2 separate regions of the Homo sapiens genome follow, and region 2 is linked to region 1. A link is an interaction called in ENCODE POLR2A ChIA-PET data of the cell type or tissue named here. Cell type or tissue: GM12878. All regions are shown on one strand. Links, peaks and the distances in the headings refer to the core of each region. The heading gives the core; the rest is flanking DNA. Region 1 has its middle 12 kb from the start of GDPD5. Region 2 overlaps RPS3 (ribosomal protein S3).

The links. Peaks named below come from ENCODE experiments on the same cell type or tissue, not always from the same donor. Only the 100,000 strongest peaks of a DNase experiment are listed, where the experiment ranks them.
Region 2: POLR2A ChIA-PET joins it to region 1 with 5 read pairs; 12 of 35 experiments call an interaction of 5 or more read pairs at or near these places.

The regions. Positions count from the first base shown.
Region 1 is chr11:75,535,065-75,540,433 of GRCh38, reverse strand. No RefSeq gene overlaps it. Among named protein-coding and RNA genes, the nearest start is that of GDPD5, 12 kb to the right of the region's middle. RefSeq lists enhancers at 2,683-2,752, 2,913-2,962, a silencer at 2,952-3,452 and a cis regulatory region at 5,024-5,369. In GM12878, for the core only: no CTCF peak of the experiment used is centred there; a DNase peak (open chromatin) is centred at 3,163; H3K27ac peaks cover 696 bases.
Region 2 is chr11:75,406,627-75,411,995 of GRCh38, reverse strand. It overlaps RPS3 (ribosomal protein S3), which reads right to left. Exons shown (of 7, transcript NM_001005.5): 7 at 5,089-5,369. Among named protein-coding and RNA genes, the nearest start is that of SNORD15B, 4.9 kb to the right of the region's middle. RefSeq lists an enhancer at 4,006-4,505. In GM12878, for the core only: a CTCF peak has its summit at 3,925 (motif pointing left); no DNase peak of the experiment used is centred there.

The sequences.
Region 1 (5,369 bases), core at 305-5,304:
AGTTCTGGGCCCTCAGCTCAGGCAGCTCAGCAAAGGAGGCTCTGGGGCATAAAGAGTCCTTAGGAGTCAGGAGCTGGAGGCAAGAGAGGATCCAGGGACGGGAGGACGTTTGGCTGGCATCAGGCAGGGCCCAAAGCCCACCACAGGCAGCGGACTCCAGAGTAGGAAGGCACTAGCAGGGCACCTGGAGAGAGTCCAGGCCTTCACTGAAGATGGCCTTGGGGAAAAAGAAAATATCAGAATCAAACTTATCCTGTTTTATTCTAGAAGCAAGTGAACAGATGTTGGAAGTAATCTAGGAAAAGCAGCCTCTGCCAAAAAGCAGAAACCAAAGCAGGAGGACAATGAAAAACAGACAGGGCAGCCCCACCCTGCCCATGTCAGGGAGGTGGGTTCCCAGTTCTCTAATGATGGGATGGTGACAGGACCTGCCCCTGTGGGCATAGTACGGTCCCTTGACATAGGGGGCATTGTAAGACCAGTCCAAAGAGGTCCTATTAAATGCTACCCTCCACACACACACTTTGTTCCAATATGGAACAGGGAGGAGGTGGCTTTGCATAAATATGTAAACCAGTCCTGGAAATCTGAGACTTCCTAGGCATGCTCCTTCCTCTGAGCCCCTGGTCAGCTGCAGATCCACACTGCCTTGCCTGGCCCAGTGCTACCCAAGAGGGAAGAAACCCGCATGGTCTGTGAAGGGACCTGGGCTGGAGGCTCTCCAGGCTGCCTGCTGCTTAATCACGTGCACCGACCCCAGGTGCCTGCACTTTTCCACACAGTCATCCCAGACACCCCTAATCATCTGCTCTCCTGCTGCCCCCTGCCCTCCAATCTCCCAGGCCTCTTCCCCACTCTCACTGTGGCTGACTGCCTTGCTTCCTGATTCACTGAGAGAGTGGACTCGATCAGCAATGAACTCCAGAGGCTCCACCACCACACCGACCAATCTCCTTGCATCTGCCTTCTCTCGATGGATAAAACCACGCACTCCTCAGAAGGTCGACCCCTGCTTATGTGGCTGGATTCCACCCCCTCAGCTACTCAAGGCCATGGCTGCGGCAGTCCCTCCATCTCCCCCGTATCTTCCACTGTTCTCTCATCTAGACCTTTCCCGTCAGCATACACACATTCTATCTCATAAAAACATTCTCAGTTTTTCTCTTCATCCCCTTTCCTTCCTTCCCTTTCCATCAGAACTCCTAAAAAAGGTGGTCTAGGCCAGGCATGGTAGCTCATGCTTGTAATCCCAGCACTTTGGGAGGGTGAGGTGGGAGGATCACTTGAGCCCAGGAGTTCGAGACCAGCCTGGGCAACATGGTGAGACCCCCATCTCTAAAAATAATTTTTAAAAAATTAGCTGGGCGTGGTGGCATGTGCCTGTGATCCCAACTACCTGGGGGCCTGAGGTGGGAAAATCACCTGAGCCTAGGAGATTGAGGCTGCAGTGAGCCATGATTGCGATTGCGCTGCTGCACTCCAATCTGGGGGACAGCAAGACCCTGTCTCAAAAAAAAAAAAGAGTGGTCCTTATCTTTGTCTCCAGTTCCTTCCTCCTGTTCTCTCTCAAGCTCACTTGAACCAGCATCCCACGTTTATCACTCCACTGAAACTCTTCAAGGTCACCAAGACCTCCACATTGCTAAATCCAGTAGCCAGTCCTCAATCCTGCTCTCCCTTACCAGTAGCAGCAGCAGGGAACCTGCCAACGGCCCCTCCTTGGTTTCACTTTCGTCACCTGCCTTCCAGAATACCACACAACTGTGCTCTTCCTCCCACCTCCCTAGAGGATCCTCCTGCCCTGATATGGGAGCTCCAGAGCTCAGTCCTTGGTCCTCTTTCTTCTCCCTCAAGCACCGTTTCCTTGACAGTGTCATCCAAGTTCAAGGCTTCAGATCCCTTCTCTATGCCTGTAACTCCCACATTTCCGGACCTCTCCCAGACCCCAGACTTGTGTATCCAACTGTGTGCCTGACATCTTTACTTGGATGCCTAAGACATCTGAAAATGAACGTGTCCAATCCTGAATTCTGATCTGCTCCCCAAAACCTACCCCTCTCGTCTTCCTCATGTCAGACAAGGGTGATGTCATCCTTCTAGGTGATCAAGCCAAAACATGGGGGTCATCCTTGACTCATCTCTTTGTCTCACAACCTACATTTAATTCATCAGAAAATCCTGTGGCTCTACCTCCAAAAGACACCACAGAATCTGACTACCTGTTACACGGCTCCTGCGGTCACTGTATCTGAGCCGCCATCACCTCTCCTCAGACTGCGGCATTCCCCCCCTGTCTTTACCGTATCCCCCAGGTCTAACTTAGAAGTCAAACAATGACACCTCTTTACTTAGAACTCTACAATGCCTTCCCATTTCAACTGGAGTAAAAGTCAAATTCCTACTGCAGGCTCTAGGCCCTCTGTGATTTAATCTCTGTGACCTCGTAGGCTCGTCTTTTACCTCTCCCAACCCCATCAATCACTGCCTCCATTCCAGCCACATTGGCCTCCTAGTGTGAACACACCAGGGGCCTTCACACCTGTCATCTGCTTCAGGCTTTTACTCAAACGTCAGCTTCCTTGACTCCTCTAAGTGGCAAGTGTCCTCGCTGACACCTCCTGGTCTCCTCTGTCTCTGAGGCTCTTTCTTTTGCCCATAGCATGTATCCCATCTAATACACCACTCCTTGTATTTGTTTTGCTTATTGTCTACCTCCCTCTACTAGAAAGTAAATTTCATGAAGGCAAAATTTTTCACCGCTGTGTCCCCAGGACTGTATGAAGTAATCACTCAGTATACATTTATTTAAAGCAGGAAGAAAGGAAGGAAGCAACGAATAGCGGAACCGATTGCTCTTCTGTCCTGGAGGGTTGAGCTGCCAGAGAGGGCAGTAGAAACCAGAGGCGTGTACCTTCACATGTAGCACGATGTTCCGGGTCCCATGCTGGGTGCTGGGGACATGGCCTCATGGAAGCAGACACACAAGCTGACATTCACAGAACTGACTGGTAAATGAGTGGATAGAGGCCTCGGGGAGCCCAGAGAAGAGCTTGGGTCCAGGCAGGGCTTCTGTGAGGAAGTGACACCTGAGCCGCGTCCTGAAGTCATACCTTGCCACTCTCCTCCCACTGCCCTCTAGCCCCACTGTGACTCTGAGTCAGCAATGATTCAGAAGAGCGCAGACTTGGGTGTCAGAACCTGGGTTTGCATATTGGTTTACATGCTGGGTGGCTTTGGGCAAGTCACTTCCTCTGGCCAACCTCAGTTTTCTCATCTGTAAAATGTGACAGCGGCTGGCCTAGAGCATCTCTTAAATTCCTTCCAACTTTAACATCCATCAAGCCATGGAGGTTTGCCACTCAGATCTTCCTTTAAGAGAGTGTAGAGCAGGAGTGTCGTTAGCAACAGATCCCAGCAGCAACACCCTGGGATCTACTGCTGTGTTCCTGACAAGGCCACTTTCTCCTTGGGCAGCCCTAGCCAATGACTCAGCTCAGTGGGAGAAGGAGGTCTGGCCGTTTCTGCCCAGCAGATGTCTCCTCTGTTTTTTGTTTGTTTGTTTGTTTTTGTTTTGTTTGTTTGTTTTTGAGCCAGAGTATCACTCTGTGGCCCAGGCTGGAGCACAATGGCACAATTTCAGCTCACTGCAACCTCCGCCTCCCAGGCTCAAGCGATCCTTCTGCCTCAGCCTCCCAAGTAGCTGGGACTACAGGTGTGAGCCACCACGCCCAGCCTCTAACAGCTAATTTGTGCTCTGGCCTCCCCACTGGGCTGGCTGAGGCTTTCTCGGAGCTGCAGTGCAGTCTGAGGCTCTTTCTACTTAATCCCTCCTTCCCTTCCACCTTTCCCAGATGGTAGGCCCACCTCATGGTCAGAGGGAGGCTTCCTGGAGGAGGAGACACGGGAGCTGTGCCTTCCAGGTTGACTTGGGTGTAGAGGGCCCAGCATGTGCTGCTGAGAGCCAAGAGAGGGGAGCCACTGAGGAGTTTTAATCAAGAGAATGCTGTGCTCAGATCTGAAATAGTGGGAAGTGGATAGGAGAGGGCAAGAGAGGAGGCAGGGAGAGCACCGAAGAGGCTGACATGATGGGCACTGGCCTTGGAGGTGATTATGGGAGCCACAGGGTCAAGGAGTGGATGGAAAAATGTTTAGATGTTCAGGAGATAGAAACTCCAGAGTTGGGAGCCTGGACACTCCAGTAGCTAGCTTGCTTTCTCTTTTTTTCTTTTGTTCTCTTCCTCCCCTCCTTCCTTCCTTCCTCCCTCCCTCCCTCCCTCCCTTTCTGTCACTCCATCACACAGGCTGGAGTGCAGTGGTGCAATCTCAGCTCACCTCAACTTCCACCTCCTGGGTTCAAGTGATTCTCATCCCTCAGCCTCCCGAGTGGCTGGAATTACAGGCGCGCGCCACCAGGCCCAGCTAATTTTTGTATTTTTAGTAGAGACGGGGTTTCACCATGTTGGTCAGACTGGTCTTGAACTCTTGACCTCAAGTGATCCGCCCGCCTCGGCCTCCCAAAGTGCTGGGCTTATAGGCGTGAGCCACCATGCCTGGCCTCCAGTAGCTTTAGAATTCCCTTCCCTGCATCTCTGTGACTGACGGGCTATAGGGGGTGATGTCTAGGATGTTGGGATCTGTCACAGAGATGGAGAATACTGAAGGAGCGGCTTTAGGGGGAATCGATGCAGTTTTGGACAGCATAGGAAAACAGCCTGTTGTATAATAAGGGTGACGCTGTGTCCGGAATTGGAGGGTTCTTGGTCTCACTGACTTCAAGAATGAAGCCTCGGACCCTCGCGTTGAGTGTTACAGAAGAGAACCTGGTGTTGGGGGGCAGGGGTGCTGGGGGAAAGAAGAGAACCCGGGAGGAAGCAGTAGATGGCACTTTGAATTTATAAAATTTCATTTGGTAAAGTTAACAAAAATAAAGGGGTCTGTTTTTATTACTGATGTGGCACCCTTCTCTCCCCCACTAAACTGAACACTCCTCAAGGGGAGGGGGCAGGGTCTGATTGCATTTTGCATCTCTAGTGCCAGCCTCAGGTCTGGCATGGACTGGGCCCTCAGCACAGGTTCCTGGAACTGAGTTATTCTAGGAAGCCAGGGTTCCTATCACCACCCCCATGGTACTGGCTGGTTGGGGTATTTCTAATTTTCGGCCCTGAACAGTGCCCATGGGTGCCTCTTAAGCACATGATGAGAGGGGCAGGTGTCTTCTCTCAACTCTCCTCTTCCTTCCCCCTCCCCTGCTGCTCCTGGAGATAAGGAGGCCCCTCTGTTCTGAGAGGGTGTCAGGGCTATGTTTTGAAGGAAACTCTATCAACTTAACTGGTAGCTGTTCCCAACAGTGGAGGGGCTCAAAAAAAAAG
Region 2 (5,369 bases), core at 295-5,294, 130 kb after region 1:
AGGATTCCATCTACTTGCACAGATTACAAGCTAAGATCTCTGGCTGTGTCCAGCACCACACATAAGGCTGAATGGTTGTCCCTAAAGGACACTGACAATGTCAGACTGCTTCACCAAGAGCCACAAGGCCTTTAAGAATTACCTTAGAGGTCTTCCCACCTTCCCTAACAGCAGCTAAATTCAGGGAACCACTTAATTCCTCTACTGAACAGCACTCCTGTGGCACAGCCCTGGCTGGAAGAGTAATGCCATTTGGTCAAGCAACAAGCATTTTCAACTCTCCCTCCCCACTTAAGACATATTAAGGGCTGGGTGCAGTGGCTCACACCTGTAATCCCAGCACTTTGGGAGGCCGAGGTGGGTGGATCATGAGGTCAGGAGATCGAGACCATCCTAGCTAACATGGTGAAACCCCGTCTCTACTAAAAATACAAAAAAATTAGCCAGGCATGGTAGCGGGCACCTGTAGTCCCAGCTACTCGGGAGGCTGAGGCAGGAGAATGTCGTGAAGCCAGGAGGTGGAGCTTGCAGTGAGCCGAGATTGCGCCACTGCACTCCAGCCTGGGCGACAGAGCGAGACTCCGTCTCAAAAATAAATAAATAAAATAAAATAAAATACAAATACTTGCTAGTACTTTTCATTATACTGTCTAGGGAGGCAATTACTTTGAAAATCAAGGTAAATGCCAAGCACAGTGGCTCACATCTGTATTCCCAGCACTTTGGGAGGCCGAGGAAGGAGGATCATTTCAGGTCAAGAGTTCAAGACCAGACTGGGCAACATGGTGAAACCCCATCTCTACTAAAAATATAAAAATTAGGCCGGGCACGGTGGCTCATGCCTGTAATCCCAGCACTTTGGGAGGCTGAGGTGGGCAGATCACGAGGTCAAGAGATCGAGACCATCCTGGCTAACATGGTGAAACCCCATCTCTACGAAAAATACAAAAAACTAGCCAGGCGTGGTGGCAGGCACCTGTAGTCCCAGCTACTTAGGAGGCTGAGGCAGGATAATGGCGTGAACCTGGGAGGCGGAGCTTGCAGTGAGCCAAGATCTCGCCACTGCACTCCAGCCTGGGTGACAGAGCGAGACTGTCTCAAAAAATAATAAAAAATAGAGTGCCTGCGATTGCAGGCGCGCGCCGCCACGCCTGAATGGTTTTCGTTTTTTTTTGGTGGAGACGGGGTTTTGCTGTGTTGGCCGGGCTGGTCTCCAGCTCCTAACCGCGAGTGATCCGCCAGCCTCGGCCTCCCGAGGTGCCGGGATTGCAGACGGAGTCTCGTTCACTCAGTGCTCAATGGTGCCCAGGCTGGAGTGCAGTGGCGTGATCTCGGCTCGCTACAACCACCTCCCAGCCGCCTGCCTTGGCCTCCCAAAGTGCCGAGATTGCAGCCTCTGCCCGGCCGCCACCCCGTCTGGGAAGTGAGGAGCGTCTCTGCCTGGCCGCCCATCGTCTGGGATATGAGGAGCCCCTCTGCCTGGCTGCCCAGTCTGGAAAGTGAGGAGCGTCTCTGCCCAGCCGCCATCCCATCTAGGAAGCGAGGAGCGCCTCTTCCCCGCCGCCATCCCATCTAGGAAGTGAGCAGCGTCTCTGCCCGGCCGCCCATCGTCTGAGATGTGGGGAGCACCTCTGCCCCGCCGCCCTGTCTGGGATGTGAGGAGCGCCTCTGCCCGGCCGCCCCGTCTGAGAAGTGAGGAAACCCTCTGCCTGGCAACCGCCCCGTCTGAGAAGTGAGGAGCCCCTCCGTCCAGCAGCCACCCCGTCTGGGAAGTGAGGAGCGTCTCCGCCCGGCCAGTCGCCCCGTCCAGGAGGGAGGTGGGGGGGTCAGCCCCCCGCCCGGCCAGCCGCCCCGTCCGGGAGGGAGGTGTGGGGTCAGCCCCCCGCCCGGCCAGCCGCCCAGTCCGGGAGGGGGGAGGGGGGGGTCAGCCCCCCGCCTGGCCAGCCGCCCCGTCCGGGAGGTGAGGGGCGCCTCTGCCCGGCCGCCCCTACTGGGAAGTGAGGAGCCCCTCTGCCCGGCCAGCCGCCCCGTCCGGGAGGGAGGTGGGGGGGTCAGCCCCCCGCCCGGCCGGCCGCCCCGTCCGGGAGGTGAGGGGCGCCTCTGCCCGGCCGCCCCTACTGGGAAGTGAGGACCCCTCTGCCCGGCCAGCCGCCCCGTCCGGGAGGGAGGTGGGGGGGTCAGCCCCCCGCCCAGCCAGCCGCCCCATCCGGGAGGTGAGGGGCACTTCTGCCCGGCCGCCCCTACTGGGAAGTGAGGAGCCCCTCTGCCCGGCCACGACCCCGTCTGGGAGGTGTGCCCAGCGGCTCATTGGGGATGGGCCATGATGACAATGGCGGTTTTGTGGAATAGAAAGGCGGGAAGGGTGGGGAAAAAATTGAGAAATCGGATGGTTGCCGGGTCTGTGTGGATAGAAGTAGACATGGGAGACTTTTCATTTTGTTCTGTACTAAGAAAAATTCTTCTGCCTTGGGATCCTGTTGATCTGTGACCTTATCCCCAACCCTGTGCTCTCTGAAACATGTGCTGTGTCCACTCAGGGTTAAATGGATTAAGGGCGGTGCAAGATGTGCTTTGTTAAACAGATGCTTGAAGGCAGCATGCTCGTTAAGAGGCATCACCACTCCCTAATCTCAAGTACCCAGGGACACAAACACTGCGGAAGGCCGCAGGGTCCTCTGCCTAGGAAAACCAGAGACCTTTGTTCACTTGTTTATCTGCTGACCTTCCCTCCACTATTGTCCTATGACCCTGCCAAATCCCCCTCTGCGAGAAACACCCAAGAATGATCAATAAAAAAATAAATAAATAAATAAATAATAATAATAATAAATAAAATAAAAATAAAAATTAGTCAGAGATGGTGGCACGTGCCTGTAGTCCCAGCTACCCGGGAGGTTGAAGTGGGAGGATGGCTTGAGCTCAGAAGGTGGAGTTTGCAGTGAAATTGTGCCACTACCACTGCATTCCAGCCTGGGCAATAGAGCCAGACCCTGTCTCAAAAAAGAAAATCAAGGTAACTTATGGAGGGTGGAGCTGTGTTTAGAGTGGCATATAGAGGGAGTCCCAGCATAATTTATACTTCTCAAACTCTGGTTACCAAGTGCTCACCTGAGCTCTACATTTGTCTTACATAGTTTTCTGTAAAAGATGTAGAAGAGTAGGCTGGGTACAGTGGCTCACGCCTGTAATCCCAGCACTTTGGGAGGTGGATCACTTGAGGTCAGGAGTTCGAGACCAGCCTGGCCAACATAGTGAAACCCTGTCTCTACTAAAAATACAAAAATTGGCCAGGAGTGGTGGCGGCCTTCTGTAATCGCAGCTACTCAGGAGGCTGAGGTTGCAGCGAGCTGAGATTGTGCTACTGCACTCCAGCCTGGGCGACAGAGCAAGACTGTCTCAAAAAGAAAAAAAACCTCCCACTTGAGCCTCCTAAAGATTACAGACATGAGCCACTGCACCTGGCCTCCCATATCTTCTTAGATACAAGGGAGGGGGCAAATCTGGGTTTTTTTTTTATTTTTTTGAGACAGGGTCTGTCACCCAGGTTGGGCTGGAGAGTGGTGGCACAATTATGGCTCACTGCAATCTCCACCTCCCAGGATCAAGCCATCCTCCCACCTCAGCCTCCATATCTGGCAAATTTTTAAAATCTCTTCGTAGAGACAGGGTTTCACCATGTTGTCCAGGCTGGCCTGGAACTTCTGGGCTCAAGTGATCCACCTGCCTTGGCCTCCCGAAGTGCTGGGATTCCAGGTGTGAGCCACCACAGCTGGACATATTTTGGCATTTTTAAATGGTTACACAGGGGTGTTCACTTTGATAATTCAATAATCTATACACTAATAATCTTCATTTTTCTGTCACAATTAAGTTTATTTCTTCCTCCCTAAGCTGTTACTCTTACTGCACATTGCCTTTGTCACAGCACCACCTAGTGGTAATTAACAGCACTTTCTTCCAATAATTCAGTAATCTATTACGCTAATAATCTGCATACTTTTCTGTCACAATTCATTAAGTTTCTTTCTTTCTCCTTAAGCTATTACTCTTGTTGCACATTTCCTTTGTTACAGCAACACCTAGTGGGAATTAACAGCACTAACTTCTCCCACCGGCTGAACTTCCAAGTGGACTGGAGAAAACTCATGAGGAATTTAAAAGATCACCTAATCTAATATACGGCACAGTACAGTCTTAACCTATTCCCAGCACTTAATCTGCAGATGTTTGGCCAGGCACGGTGGCTCACGCCTGTAATCCCAGCACTTTGAGGGGCCGAGGCAGGCGGATCACGAGGTCAGATCGAGACCATCCTGGCTAACACGGTGAAACCCCGTCTCTACTAAAAATACAAAAAAAAATAGCCAGACTTGGTGGCGGGCGCCTGTAGTCCCAGCTACTCGGGAGGCTGAGGTAGGATGGTGTGAACCAGGGAGGCGGGGCTTGCAGTGAGCAGAGATCGCGCCACTGCACTCCAGCCTGGGTGACAGAGCGAGACTCCGTCTCAAAAAATAAAAATAATAAAAAATAATTTGCGGATGTTCAAGTAAGTTCAACTGGCTGGGTGCGGTGGCTCACGCCTGTAATTCCAGCACTCTGGAAGGCCGAGGTGGGGGGATCACTTGAAGTCAAGAGTTTGAGACCAGCCTGGCCAACATGGGGAAACCCGGTCTCTACTAAAAATACAAAAATTAGCTGGGCATGGTGGCGGGTGCCTGTAATCCCAGCTAGCGGGAGGCTGAGGCTGGAGAATGGCTTGAACCCAGGAGGCGGAGGTTGCAGTAAGCCGATATAGCACCACTGCATTCCAGCCTGGCACACAAGAGCAAAACTCCACCTCAAAAAATAAAAAAGACAGGAATCCATATAATCATCAAAGGCTCTTTCAAAAAGGTGAGGGAGGGGCAGCACATCTGCAAGATGAAGTTCTGGAGATTGATGCACAATGAGAATATAGAGCAGTCTTCCTGCAGTACCAATGATTGGTTCCATGACCCCCTTCAAATACCAAAATCCCCAGATGCTTAAACTCCTTATACAAAATGGTAGAGTATTTATACCTAAGATAACCTAGGCACATCCTTAGACTTTCAATCTTCACTGGATTACTTTTAATACCTAATGTACATGCTACATAGCTGTTACAACTGCAGTGTACAAGAAAATAAGTGACAAGAAAATATAGTATTTTGAAAATAAGAAAAATAAGTCTACATGTTCAATACACACACAACCATCCTTTTTGATTATTTTTGACCCAAAGTTGGTTGAATCCACAGATGCAAATCCCTTGGACAGAGGGCTAACTCTGTCACTATAGAAGTGTACACTTAAATGGTTAAGATGACCAATTTATGAGTCAAAAAGGA